Linked DNA regions of Homo sapiens: all the other regions are linked to region 4. The links are chromatin contacts, found by Hi-C or POLR2A ChIA-PET in ENCODE. All regions are on one chromosome and are shown on one strand. The core of a region is the stretch at or near the end of the contact, and the rest is flanking DNA. Distances in the headings are between cores, read along the strand shown. Region 1 holds the start of UBE2Q2 (ubiquitin conjugating enzyme E2 Q2). Region 2 holds the start of IMP3 (IMP U3 small nucleolar ribonucleoprotein 3). Region 3 overlaps ETFA (electron transfer flavoprotein subunit alpha). Region 4 holds the start of HMG20A (high mobility group 20A).

What was found. Hi-C counts contacts between places; a loop is a spot of excess contacts on that map. ChIA-PET counts read pairs that join two places held with the same protein, here RNA polymerase II (POLR2A). Pooled maps may share reads with other maps.
Region 1: a map of CD8-positive, alpha-beta T cell shows a loop between it and region 4 (15-fold over the local background). The contact joins the promoter of UBE2Q2 here to the promoter of HMG20A in region 4. A Hi-C loop is called at or near these places in 2 of 168 maps with a recorded cell type or tissue (CD8-positive, alpha-beta T cell and naive thymus-derived CD4-positive, alpha-beta T cell), 2 of 37 single-sample maps with no recorded cell type and 10 of 50 pooled maps.
Region 2: a loop to region 4 is called in a map of naive thymus-derived CD4-positive, alpha-beta T cell, with 19 times the contacts of the local background. The contact joins the promoter of IMP3 here to the promoter of HMG20A in region 4. A Hi-C loop is called at or near these places in 1 of 168 maps with a recorded cell type or tissue (naive thymus-derived CD4-positive, alpha-beta T cell) and 8 of 50 pooled maps. POLR2A ChIA-PET finds 5 or more read pairs at or near these places in 1 of 52 experiments (PC-3).
Region 3: a loop to region 4 is called in a map of CD8-positive, alpha-beta T cell, with 6 times the contacts of the local background. The contact joins the enhancer-like site here to the promoter of HMG20A in region 4. A Hi-C loop is called at or near these places in 1 of 168 maps with a recorded cell type or tissue (CD8-positive, alpha-beta T cell) and 2 of 50 pooled maps. POLR2A ChIA-PET finds 5 or more read pairs at or near these places in 1 of 52 experiments (A549).

The regions. Positions count from the first base shown.
Region 1 is chr15:75,842,197-75,845,341 of GRCh38, forward strand. UBE2Q2 (ubiquitin conjugating enzyme E2 Q2) reads left to right here and starts at 1,251. Exons shown (of 13, transcript NM_173469.4): 1 at 1,251-1,650. The coding sequence starts at 1,471. RefSeq lists silencers at 832-1,011, 1,052-1,191, 1,332-1,411, 1,662-2,061 and an enhancer at 1,333-2,230.
Region 2 is chr15:75,638,259-75,641,701 of GRCh38, forward strand. IMP3 (IMP U3 small nucleolar ribonucleoprotein 3) reads right to left here and starts at 1,966. Exons shown (of 1, transcript NM_018285.4): 1 at 835-1,966. The coding sequence starts at 1,910. The coding sequence ends at 1,356. RefSeq lists an enhancer at 1,611-1,670 and a silencer at 1,961-2,120.
Region 3 is chr15:76,284,838-76,287,889 of GRCh38, forward strand. It overlaps ETFA (electron transfer flavoprotein subunit alpha), which reads right to left. Exons shown (of 12, transcript NM_000126.4): 5 at 3,009-3,052; 6 at 1,534-1,644; 7 at 800-901. Among named protein-coding and RNA genes, the nearest start is that of ETFA, 25 kb to the right of the region's middle. Within about 2 kb of position 1,579, at least 4 of the 41 ENCODE cell types and tissues checked have a DNase peak (open chromatin) inside an H3K27ac peak, as active enhancers do; they include CD8-positive, alpha-beta T cell, where a contact is called at or near this core.
Region 4 is chr15:77,418,956-77,422,502 of GRCh38, forward strand. HMG20A (high mobility group 20A) reads left to right here and starts at 1,933. Exons shown (of 10, transcript NM_001304504.2): 1 at 1,933-2,049. PEAK1 (pseudopodium enriched atypical kinase 1) reads right to left here and starts at 1,149. Exons shown (of 10, transcript NM_001385026.1): 1 at 1,051-1,149. RefSeq lists silencers at 535-744, 755-924, 1,175-1,494 and enhancers at 1,945-1,994, 2,385-2,434.

The sequences.
Region 1 (3,145 bases), core at 1-2,500, 1.6 Mb before region 4:
TGGGAGCACTGTGCAACTACATAGGTTGGACGCATATGCAGCTGGTCCTGCCTCTTGCACTTACGATTGCACACACTATTGTCTGCCAAATTGGGATGTATTCCTTTGGACTGCTATCCAGACCTTTATTCATTTTTTGAGCACCTACAATGTGCCAGGAATTGTGCTAGTGGTGGGGATTCCAGATAAGAGCGAGCATTCAATTCAATCATATCGGGTTTCTACTATATAACAGGTCTTGTTCTAGGTCCTGGGGATACAGCTCTGAACACATTAACACGGGGCAGAGACAAGGAATAAATGGGTTAAAGATCAGATAGTGACAGGTGCCCAACAAAAACTTAGCACAGGACGATGTGACACAGGGTGACTATTTGAAATGGGTTGTGGTGGGGGGTGCCGGAGATGATATTTGAGCTATGAGTTTAGTGAAAATAGTGGGCAGCCCTAGCTCCATGGGGGTGTGGGTGGGGAGGGTTATCTTAAGCTTGGGAAACAAGGCAAAATAAGGAAAGGGGGGAGAGAGAGACTATATACGGCAGAGTGAACACAGGTGGTAGCTAAGGGAAGGGATGAAATCATGGGACACCTCCAGGCAACAGCCTCCAGGGGCTAAACCATCGTCTTGGGTAAATGGATGGTTTGAGAGCAAAGGCGGGAGCAGCGAGTCCGGTGAGAAGGTCCTCACAGGAACCCAGGCTGGTGAGAAGGTCCTCACAGGAACCCAGGCTAGCGAAGCGGTGGCTCGGACTAGGGTGAAAGTAGCGGAGGTAACGCTGGGTGAGCCGCACCCGCGTCTCCCACGAGGTCCCCCCAGTGAGGTTAGCGGGTGCCGCGCCGAGCGCCAAGCTGAGGAGCCGCCCCCAGGGGCTGGCGCTAGTCTGCAGCGGCGCCGACGTGGCCGGCGCGATCCGCCACGCACGTGTCCGGCTCCAGGCCGGGGGCGGGGGCGCGCGGGGGTCTCCGGCTCCTCCCCGACTTCTGGGGCCCGGGCGCCAGCTGGCCCCGAGCCTCCAGTCCGCGGGTGCGAAGAACGGAGCAGATGGGTCGGGAACAAGGGAGCTGGGTCAAGGCGAGGAGGGGGCGGCCGGGCGCGCGCGCTCTGGCCTCGTGCACGCGCTGAAACCGGAGCGCGCAGGGCGCGCCAGGGTGAGGGGGACGGGGGCGGGGTGGGGGCAGCCCTTTCCCAGGCGGTAGCGGGGGCGGCGTCGCTGTTGCCCTTTTAAGCCGCGGGGCCGCCGCCTCCTGCCGCTGGAGTCGGTTACAAAGGAAGCGCCACCCAGGCCGCCACACGCCGAGGCTTCCGCGCCCCTCGCCATTTTCCAGCAGCGCTCGACGAGGCGGAGCCGCGAGAGCGCGGCCCAGGCCGGCCCCGCGGGGCGGTCGCGGCCGTGACGGCGGCTCCGGGCCCGGCTCCCCTTCCGCGCCCGGCTCCCCTTCCGCGCCCCTCCCGCCGGAGATGAGGGGAAGATGTCCGTGTCAGGGCTCAAGGCCGAGCTGAAGTTCCTGGCGTCCATCTTCGACAAGAACCACGAGCGATTCCGCATCGTCAGTTGGAAGCTGGACGAGCTGCACTGCCAGTTCCTGGTGCCGCAGCAGGGCAGCCCGCACTCGCTGCCGCCGCCACTCACGCTCCACTGCAACATCACGGTGAGGCGCCCGGCCGCGGCCCCGCGGGGCAGGGCGAGGACGGAGAGGGGGCGCTTCGAGTCCCGGGACAAAGGGGAGCCTGCCCCGGAGAGGCTCCGGCTCCCCGGGCGGGGCAGGCCCGCCCCTTTCCCCCGCGACTTGCCCATCCCAGGCCGGGCTGGGACTGCGCGAGGCTTGGGTGGGAGGAGGCGGAGGGCGCGTCTTTCCGGCTTCTCGCCAGGGGCTGGCTTGGGGGCTTCTGGCCCATCTCGGTCCCCGTCTCCTAGCCCCGAGGGGGGAGTCCGCGGCGGCCCAAGCCCTTGTGGGGTCCATGGCCGCCCTCAGCCGGCCTGCTCCCGGGACCGGGGCGGGGCGGGGCGGGGCGGCGCAGCTCCGGCTGTTGTTTGAGCCCAGGCCGGCAAGGGGAACGGCCCTTAAGTTTTAACGCCTCATTTTTCAGTCGGATTTTCCTTCTTCCCGCTTGTTCAGCCAATTGTTTTTAAGTTTGCGTTTAAGGAGAAACTGACAATGAGAATGGACTCGTTGACGGAGGAAAAGTTGGAATGCAGACTCTGGTGCTGTTTGAGCGACCCCTCTCCCCCGGGCCTGGCTGCGCGCTGCTGTGTTCTGGAAAGGAGCATAGTACCGTCGTTGCGGCAGGTGGTGTTGAGTGTGTATTCGTGTGGCCCCTCCCTTGTGTGTAAGCCTCGAAAATGGATAGGTGAAAGGAGATACGCGCCAGGGCTGCTCCCCGGAAAGATCACGTATGTCACAAAGCCGAAAAGACACTTTTAAAAACTCACTCATTAAGCGGAAATCTCATTAGAAACCCAAGGCTTGGTAAAGGAATTGAAGTATTAAGTTTCTCCATAAAAGTGTATCGTGAAGCTATTCGTCGTGAAATTGATGTAGGATATTGGTCCAAACTGCAGAATATTCTCTTGGTTATAATAGGCGTCAAGGTGGTGGCTTCGGGCTCCTTTTCAAACATGGCTAAAACCAAGTCTTGTTTTTAACTCCCTTTGGTTGAGTCAGTGGGTACTCAAGTGCCTGCAGGGTGGCTGGCGTTTGCAAAAACCTTGATGTTATAATTGACCTTAAAATGGTTACCAGACTATCTGGGCAGAAGGTGTGTTAATTTCAAAAAAAAAAAGACAAGTGCTGTACTGAGGAGATAATTCATTTATTGAATGAATACGTCTGAGTGTTCTGGGCACTAGTGTTGCAGAATTGAGTGAAGTCGTCCTCGCTCTCAGAACTCAGTCTTCTTGGGGGAAGAGTTCAATAAGGTGACAGCTCCTGTGGTATCATCAGGAAAGCCAAAGCAACTAATTTTGACTTGGGGGAGGTGCGCTTCAGGGAAGGCTTTGATGAGAGGCTGAGACAGTTAGAGATGAGCTTCCACAGGTGACTACAATTTTGGAAGGCTGGCGGAAGGGCATTTTAGACTGAGGAAACTCCACCCAAAGAAGACACGGAGATTTGAGAAAGTGTGGTTTCCTTAGAAGTAGAAAAT
Region 2 (3,443 bases), core at 716-3,215, 1.8 Mb before region 4:
GGAGGCTGAGGTGGGAGGACTGCTTGAGCCCAGGAGATCGAGGCTGCAGTGAGCTGTGACAGCTCCACTGCACTCCAGCTTGGGCCTTGTGTGAAAAAAAAAACAAAAAGAAAAAAGAATAAAGAAATCTTGAGTAAAACTTGGTAGTCTCCCTTCTTATTCTCTATCACTGCTATCATCTAAATTTCCAGGAACCTCCTGGGCCACTTCTAACCGCTAGATGGCCAAGCTACAGAGTGATTATTTCCTTAGGCAAGCAAACATCCCAGCCCTCTAATACGGTATTTCCTGGGGCTGGAATATCAACAGGAAGTTATGTGAGGAAGAGCTCTGCCAAAACACTCATTCCAAGGAAGGGACTGGTAAAGTGACAAATTTGCCCAATCCTGTACAACATCCTGCATCCTCCACATGTGGCCCTGTTGCACATCTAATCCACAGGCAGGTCACTCGCTGCTGACTCTATTCTTCTCTGGGCTCCTGGGACGTATAAATATGACTCTATGTAAGAAAACCAGAGGCTGGGCGCAGTTTGCTCATGCCTGTAATCCCAGCACTTTGGGAGGCCGAGGCGGGCGGATCACGAGTTCAGGAGTTCCAGACCAGCCTGGCCAACATGGTGAAACCCTGACTCTACTAAAACCACAAAAATTAGCCGGGCGCGGTGGCGGGCGCCTATACTCCTAGCTACTCGGGAGGCTGAGGCAGGAAAATTGCTTGAACCCGGGAGGCGGAGGTTGCAGTGAGCCGAGATCGCGCCACTGCACTCCAGCCTGGGTGACAGAGCAAGACTCCGTCTCTAGAGAAAAAAAGAAAACCAGACAGATTAAAAAGTTGCACTTACAAAGCAGTTGGGGCATTTATTGACATTTAAACAAGGGAGGAGATCCTGAACACTAGTCTCGCTCAGTTTATAAAAACTTGAGGCCAAACTCTCCATCATCTGTACACAGCTTAACCACGGCCAGGAGCAAGAATTCGAGTTAAACGAATTGAACCAGTCCAACCACAAGACGATAAAGGGAAACAGGGCGTGGGGATTTCCAGTTTTTCCTTTTACATTACAAAGTTTCCAACACAAGAAGCCAACAATACCCCAGTGCTGCACCAAGTTACTTCCCACTGTTTCCCAAGGCACAGTCAATTAATAATCAGTAGTCCAAGTTCTAAGAACATTCCCTGGAAAACAAGGACGCACCTCCCGTGGCTCTATGCATGGCCTGCCACTGATGAATCAAATTCTTAAGAACCTACGACCGTCTGATACCCTTGAGGAGAGCACCCTCATAGAATCTCCAGCATCAGGCCTCAGTTTTCCCATCTGTAAAAGACAGCCATGCAAAGTGGGAGATCCGCTAGGCTTCCAGATCGAAGTCATCGCGCTCCTCATTGTACTCTAGCACGTGCCGCTTGATCTTGGACGAGTCCACCCAAGTGACAAAGTCCTCCATGCTGCGCGTGACAAGGAAGGCGGGGTCGGTAACCACGTCAGGGCCCACGCGTACGTGCCCTTGCTCCACAAAGGCCACGGCAGCCTGAAGGTGCTGCGCCATGCGCAGCTTGAGGAGCACGGTGGGGAGGCGGCGGCGGCAGAAGGACGAGGCCGTGACGAAGTCGCAGAGCTCCAGCGAACCGCGCGTGGGCACCAAGCCGAGAGCATACAGCTTGTCCAGCAGCGCGGCCGAAGCGCGCACGCGGAACTGGTCGCGTTCGGGCAGGTCGCGCAGGCGCCGCGCCAGCTCACGCACGGCACGGCTCAGCTGGTTGTAGCGCGTGTAGTCCTCCCGCCGCTGCAGCCGGTAACGCCGCAGCACGCGCAGCTCGTGCAGGTTGTGGTCGGTGACCTCCCAGTTCAGGAAGTCCACCTGCTTCAGCAGCTTCTGCTCGTGGAACTTAAGCTTCCGCACCATGATGGCGGCAGCCGCAGCCGCAGGACCCGAAGCTGAGAGCGCGTTCTGGCATCCGCGCGATTTCCGCCGCGGCGCCCCAAGACCTGGACGGCCTGGGACCCTGGGCCAATGAAAGAAAGACTTAAAGTCACGCCCTCACTTCCCATTGGCCAGGGTGGGACCACGCCTCTGCACTGGGATCTCGCGTTTCTTCTTTTCTTCGCGTTTGCGAGGGAGGGGGTAGAAGCACCGGAGGTGGGTGGTTGGGAGCGGGTCCCTAGGCGGTTCCGCGCGGTTTTTAGTAGCCAAGACTGTATCCCTTTCTGCGGCAATCATTTCCTCCTAGACTTCTGTCCTTTGGGGACTTTCAGAGTCTCCCCCGCAAGAGCTGAAGAGGCCATTTCTGGGGAAGAGGGGTGACTGCGGCTTGTTGATTGGGTTTACTGTGCTAACTTGCACTGGGCTCCTGCCATGCCTTGGGGGAGCTTGCCGGAGCCGGCTCTCCTGGGGCTGACCTGGTAGTCCCCGCCGCCCGCCAGCGTCAGGTCCTTCACCTGGCATGCAGAGCGATCTCTCATTGTCAAGTTGGGATAGGTGGCACCGAACCCATGAAATACTGATTGGCTGCTTCCTAGGCCCACAGAAAAGGGATCTATAAGGGAGTCGCCTGGAAATCTGTATTATTAACTAAAGTGTCAGATGATTCATAAAACCCAGCAAGTTTGAGAAACTTGGACTATAACTACAAGTCCAAACCCTTTAGTCTGTGCTCAAATGAATTATCCTGACATGAATTTCTGGCCACCAAGCATTGAGTTAACAAATTTAATGCTGTTTCCGCTAGTTGCATCTGTAAGTTACATCTGAGTATAGCGCTGCAGACCTAACCCCTTTTTGCCCGGGCATTTGACGCCACCTAGCTTCTCACTGATCATTTTTGTTTTGTATGCTTTTCATTGTCTTTTACAATACAATATTTGAGGGTTGGGCGCGGTGGCACATGCCTGTAATCCCAGCACTTTGGGAGGCTGAGGTGGGAGGATCATTTGAGGCCAGGAGTTCAAGACCAACCTAGGCAAAAAAAAAAAGAAAAAAGAAGCGAGATCCCACCTCTGTAAAAAATCTTAAAGAATTAGCCAAGCATGGTGGTGCGCACCTGTAGTCCTGACTACCTGGGAGGCTGAGGGGGAAGGATCATTTGAGCCCAGGACTTGTAGGCTGCATTGAGCTACAATGGTGCCACCGCACCCCAGCTTGCACAACAGAGCCAGACCCTGTCTCAAAAAGATATATATATATATATAAAATATTCGATATCTGGAAAATAATATAATATGTAAATTATAAAGTATAATAAATACTCATAAACTTAGCCAGTTTAAGAAAACATCACCAGGCTAGGCATGGTGGCTCATGCCTGTAATCCCAACACTGGGAGGCCAAGGTGGGAGGATCACTGGAAGCCAGGAGTTCAAGACCAGCCTGGGCAACATAGTAAGACTCAGTCCCTATGGACAAAAAAAAAAAAAAAAAATTAGCCAGGCATGGTGGCAG
Region 3 (3,052 bases), core at 329-2,828, 1.1 Mb before region 4:
GAGAATCGCTTGAACCTGGGAGGTGGAGGTGGCGGTGAGCAGAGATTGTGCCATTGCACTCCAGCCTAGGCAACAAGAGCGAAACTCCATCTCAAAAAGAAAAAAAGAAAACGAAAAACAAGTCAGATATATCACTTCAAAATATTAATTTTTTTTTCTCAATGATACTTGCAATAGAAGGCTGTCTGAAAGCTTATTTTGTTGGATGTTTAATTGCAAGGATTTAAAAAGCATAACAGTCCTTATTTTTTCAAAAAGTTAGTCAGTGGGCCATAAAAAAATCATTGTTTTTAAAGACAAGGAGCATGATGTATAAAAATAAGCATGTCTTATGCAATATTAACAGTTTTGATATTAAATGTTAAGAAACTTTTTAAAGAGTTATACACAAAGACATGGACAACTCTGGAAATCTTTCCAAGTGGAAAGAAGGGTAGGAATTATACACAAGATGGCCCTGAAATTCAAGCCAGTTCTATCTATAATTGAGAAGCCAACCATACTCTGCAGAATTCATGGAAGTCCATCAATAAGATGGCACCAAGTGGCAAAGTTATGCAGATAAGATTTATACCATGCTCCCCCTGGTGCCAGTGACTAGGTGTGCAACAGAAACCCCAAACTGTGTATTATGCTCATAATTTCATTTTCCTAATTGGTTAAATGGGAATAATATCCCAAACTTCCCAACTTCTTACATTTGAAAAAGATCTGTGTACTTCTAAAATAAATACTAAAAATAAAAAAAAAAATCAAAGTATTTTCAATTTACATCTTTTAAGATTAATATTTCACTTACCACCAGATACCACCACTTTGGCACCTGTTAGCTCTGGTCGATCACTTTTTGTTAATTTCTGGTCAAGCCACTCTGATATTTCCACTGGTGAAGTACTTGATGCTGCATACATTAATACATAATAAAACAATGACTATGATTTCAAGTTCTATAACAAGAATTATTTTCAAGAGAAACACACAAGTATATAATTCCACGAAATTTAAGTTAATTACTGTGAATTTTCAGTGCTCCTAATTAATTCTCTCTGATAATGGAAAGACTTAAGGAGACTAGATTCCAGCCTTTGCCACATTAGCTGTATGACTCCAGAAATCATTCAATTCTCTGAGTCTGAATATAGAATAACTTTCTTTCTATGAGGTTCAAATAAGACACTATATATGTTAAAGTGTGACACCCTCCACACGTTTCCTATTACATTCTTCTGTTATACTGAATCACCCAAATATAATAGGAAACAGTGACAAGAGTAAAAAAGCTTAATCTTAATAGATCCTCTGTCTCCCACTCCCTTGATCTACCAAAGCAACTATCCTAGTACCAAAGATAATGTGAAAAAGATGTAAGTTATACATATTTATTATTTTTGTATAAGCTTGGGAATATCATTTAAATTGAACTTTCAAATACTATTCATTAGAAATGTAGGCAGAGGTCATCTCTTATTATAATACAGTCTATGAATTAAAAAAGTAAGAAACAAAACAAAAAAACTCCAAATGAACACTCACCCTTTTCTGAACTGGCACTACCGCCACTTGTTGCTGCAGCATCAAAGGATGTTCCACGGACAGAAAACACTTTCACTTTCTCATCACACTTCACTGTACATAGAGCATTTCCTGAAACATACAATCTATTTCTTAAAAGCAACAGCAAAAGGCAACAAAACTAGCACTCCTTTGATGCTTGGAATTTACTTCACAGACAAGGCAAGAAATAACTATTGACCAGTTGTCTTCTAACTCTATTAAGTATAGGAAAAAATGAACCATAACGGTGAAGAAACATATCAGCAGATATCTGTATAACCCTGGATGTCTTTAAAAGCAGGACAGGTACTACCACACCTAGAAGGAAGAAACTCGAACAGGCATCCACACTAAGAAGGTACACTACACCTCTAAAAGGAATATGAACAAAGCTTCCTTCTCCAAAAACAATACAATCAGTAACTCAAAACTATGAGCTGCAACAACTTAGGAAGAATGTAGCTACTGTGCATGCTAAAGGAGGAATATCTTGAAAACACAATAGGTCATAAAGAACAGGTATGAATGTGCTAAGATTTTAAGAGGATTTGAGACACTCTGGATTAGCTATCACATTAACAGTAACCTAAACCATGACAAAATATTTTCCCTCAAACATTATGGAAGATGAAAAGTCTAATTTCAGAATTAGCCATTCATACTGGAATACACAACTTTAATCAGGCAAAAAACGAAGAGTTCACTGCCTTCTCCGACCCCACTAGAGACCAGTGTGCTAAGCAAAAAATCAACTGAAGAGACACTGAAATGAATTTCTTTTCTTTTTCTTGAGACAGGGTCTTGCTCTGTTGCCCAGGCTGGAGTGCTGTGGCATGATCACAACTCACCATAGCCTCGACCTTCTGGCTCAAGCAATCCTCCCACCTCAGCCTCCCAAGTATCTGTGACTACAGGCATATGCCAACATGCCTAGCTAATTTATTTTATTTATTTATTTTTGAGATAGGGTCTTATTATGTTGCCCAGGATAGCCTCAAACTCCTGAGTTCAAGTAATCCTCCCACCTCAGCCTGCCAAAGTGCTGGGATTATAGGCACGAGCCACTGCAGCTGGCTAAAATGAATTTCTTAATGCCTATGGAAATGAAGTAGAAGCAGCAAAGATTGAGAATACTATTTTTTTTTAAGTTTTGCTTTTCCAGGTACCACTTACAAAATATATTAAATTGTGAATCTAATTTTTATTGATCACTAGGAAAATATCACCCTGCAAACTGAATAAACAGGCAGGAAATCTCTGTGTTTGCGATCCATCAGAGAGAATGCCATGTCAAGGGCCACCAGCAATTCTAGACTAAAATTTTCCTCAGAAACCTTTAAGATGGTCCACTTAAAGCAATTGTATGGTTTGATTTAAAATTCTATCTTCAAGATTAATTTATGCTTTTCACTAAAATTTAACATGTTGATTAATTATCTTCCTTGAGTACTCACCTGCATAAATAGTTCTCACAAATGTGTCAGGTGACTTGATTGCA
Region 4 (3,547 bases), core at 683-3,182:
TATGTAAGTCTCTAAGTATTTAATTCAACGTATGATCTTACCACATTCAACAGAGGCAGAAAAAAAATCAATTAGGTTTTCTATAGCAAGGCCAATAAAGATGAAATCATAGTTTTCCTCTAACTCATCACTACCCCCTCAACGTCAGCCTTCCAATAACTCCATTCCACAGCTCTCAAATTCCTGAACTTGGATCTTTAAAAAACAACGAATCGCAAAAAGTAACATTTAACAGGCCAGAGGCAGGCGGGGGAGGAGGGTCTCTCCCGGTGCTCTCAGCAATCTTTAACGTAGCCAAAGGAGGAAAAAACGAAATCAAGCTCCCAGACGGATGGTGCATGCGACGAGAGGGGAGGGGGCAGACGCGGTTCAGACGGCAAGTCCCCATCGAAGGAGGAAAGAAAAGTTGCAAGAACGGATGGGTCAAAGGGCAGAAAAGAAAAAAACTGAGCAGCCGAACCACTCACAACCCCCAAACGACCCCGCCAGCCCACACGTTCGCGGGCTCCCCAGCCGCGGCGCGAAGGGAGCAGGCAGGGAGCCACCCGGCTCCGTCCCGACGCTGCCGGCGAGGCTGCGCCGATGCTCCCGGGTGCGGGAGCGGGCTGACCGTGTGGACCCGGCAGGAGCCAGAGAAGCCCCTCCTGCCCCGGCCTCCCCGCGTCCAGCTCCTCCAGGCTTCACTTTCCCCCGCAACCTCCCAGCCGCGCCCGGGGGCGTCCCTCGCGGCAGGTCCCAACTTTCCTTCCTCTGGGGGGCGTCGCGCTCCCGGGGCCGCCGCCGAGGGAGGGGGCAGGGGCGGCAGGGGGCGCGCGGCACCGGCGGGGCGCGGGGGTGGCCGGGGAGCTAGAGCCCGCGCCGGGCGGGACGCACCGGCCGCCAGAGCCCCGGCGGCGGCGCCACCCAGAACCCGCGCCGCCACCCAGAACCCGCGCCGCCCCGCCCGGATTCCCCCGGGTCAGCGCCCTCAACCCGCGGCAACCCTGGTCCCACAGACGGCGCGTGAGTAGAAGACAACCGAGCGGACGCGGACAGCCGGGCCGCTGTTACCTGAGGGGCGCACACGCCGCCGCGGCGACCACCATCACCGTCCGTCCCGTCCCCTTCCTGGTGACCACGGCCGCCGCCGCCGAGCAACTGACACTGACTAACAACAACTAACTAACTACTCGCCGCGGCCGAGTCCACCGCGCGCTCCCGGCCGCTCGCCGCCCGCCCAGCCCACCAGCCTGCCCGCCTCCTCTCGGCCCCGCGCGCCGCCCCTCCGCGCGCGCCCTCGCCCGCTCGCCGCGCTCCTGGAGCCGTGAGCACGCGCGCGCTCACGGGCCCCGGTCGTCTCCCAGGTCTCCCTCAGCCCCAGCGGGAGGAGTCACCGCCAGGCCCCTCCTCTCTGCCTTCCAACCTCCAGAGGACGAGACCTAAAGGGTGCCTGATTGGCTGCGGAGGGCGGGGCTAAGACAAGGGGCGGGGCTGCCGAGACCTTGGGCCCGCGTGAGGGAAAATTTGGGTTCGATTAAGCCGCAGAGGAAAAGACCAGGGGAGTCTGGGCCCATTTGGGCGTCGGGGCCCGCTAGGTCAGCCGTCATCGAATACAGAATATGTTTTCGAGGACGCTAATATGTAGTCATGACCAATTTCAGTTCTTCTACTTTCTGCGGGCCTTCGCAATAAAAAAAAAAAAACTACATCTCCCAGAAACCTCCACGAAAATAAGGCTCACCTTGCGTAACCACGTAGTCCTTCGCCGCATTGGGGCAAAATAATCCCTTCATTTTTGTGAAGGTACCGTGGAAAATATTTCATTTTTCTTCTCACCGGAGCAATTGTAAATGCTATGCGGTAAGAGGAGTTACCTGTGGAAAGGTGGTTAAGAGATTAGGTAAAGAAAAGGAAAGGACACCAAAATAAAGTGCTGCGGAAGAATTTTTGTCCAGCTGTGAGACGACGAGTGCGTGAAGTGAAGGCGATTGAGAGGGGCTGAGGGAATTGTCCTCTGTGGAAGGGACTTTCTTTTGGCCCTAGGCCCCTTCCTGCCCCTGTCGTCAGCAGGTCAGTAAGCAAGGCGAGCTTGGGGGTGGCCCCAGTCGAGATGCCCTTCACCCCTTGAAGATCACCCCTCTTTTGGTGGTGGTGGTACTGGTTTGTCTCAGTTGGAGGCCGGCTGAATGGGGGCGCCTCAACTTCCGGTTGGGGGAGGGGAGGAAGGCCGTCCTGGGGAGGGGGGACACCCTCACTTCCTGTGGGGGGGTGGTGATGGTTTGGGGGTGTCCGACCCACTTCCAGTGCTGATGAGGGCTTGAAAAGGTGGTGCTTGGTGCCATTCGCGGAGACATTATCTTGCAGCTTGGGGATTGTGTTTTATGTGAAAAGTTAGATTATTCCAAGTTGTGCTGAACACCAACCTGCAGTCAGAATTTATGAGTTTGCTTCCACGTGGAATATGGAGCATTTCCTCCCCAGCAAAATTGTCTGTGTTTTCTTCAAAGAATTCGAAAGCCCTTGTTAAAAATCTCTATGCACCTTTGCAAGACGACATAGCTTGTGTGACTGATGAATTGCCAACACCTGCACCCCTACTCAAGTCCAGCCTTGGCTGGGTGAAGTGTGGTGCCCTCTGCCTTGACATGCAACAGGAAATCTAGCTTCTCTTTTAAGGAGATAACTTTTTATTTAGGGGACTGAATATTTTACATAAAATCTGGGGCATTTTCATCTTAGCAGAATGAAAGTATCACACTGAAGTACTCAAATTTGAGGTTACCTTAACTGATAAAATTGACATCTTAAATTATTAGGACTGTTGATTTTGGGCTACAGGTTTTGCCCTGTGCCTGAGAACAGCTTCTTCAGCCTTAAAAATTCTTATGTGTAGCTTACACGTAACATTTTTGAAAGTTGTATTTTATTACATTTTCCTCCTTTGTAATTTAATTCATCACTGATTTTTAAATGGTATCTGTTCTTTGTGGTTTTAAAGTATAAAGCAAGGGTCATGAGACTCAGCTCAGATTCTAAACAGGAAAAAGTTGGCTCACAAAGGACAAAAGGTCAATAAGAACTTTCTGGTTTTCAGTAGCTCATTTTTAATAAACTATATGTGAGGCGGTAATAAACACTCAATAATTTTGATTCCTTGGTTCTGTTGTCAGATAACACAATACTTAGAAGGGTGTGTGTCTGTGTATTGAAGGAATCAATCTATTTGAAGCTTACTTTGTGAAATCTGAATGTTAGTAATTTTAGTATATATATCAGTGAACCTAGAACTGTATTGTCTTGCAAGAATTTTTGAAGTAATAAGGCCTGTGTACTTTTTCTTTTGGGATTGTACTTAATCTAGCCTCAGACTCTGCGATTATTTTAATTCTATAATAGTTTTTTTAAAAAGCTGTTTGGTCACGCCTGTAATCACAGCACTTTGGGAGGCCTAGGCGGGCAGATCACGAGGTCAGGAGTTCGAGACCAGCCTGGCCAGCATGGTGAAACCCCGTCTCTACTAAAAATACAAAAATTAGCTGGGCGTGGTGGCGTGCGCCTGTAGTCCCAG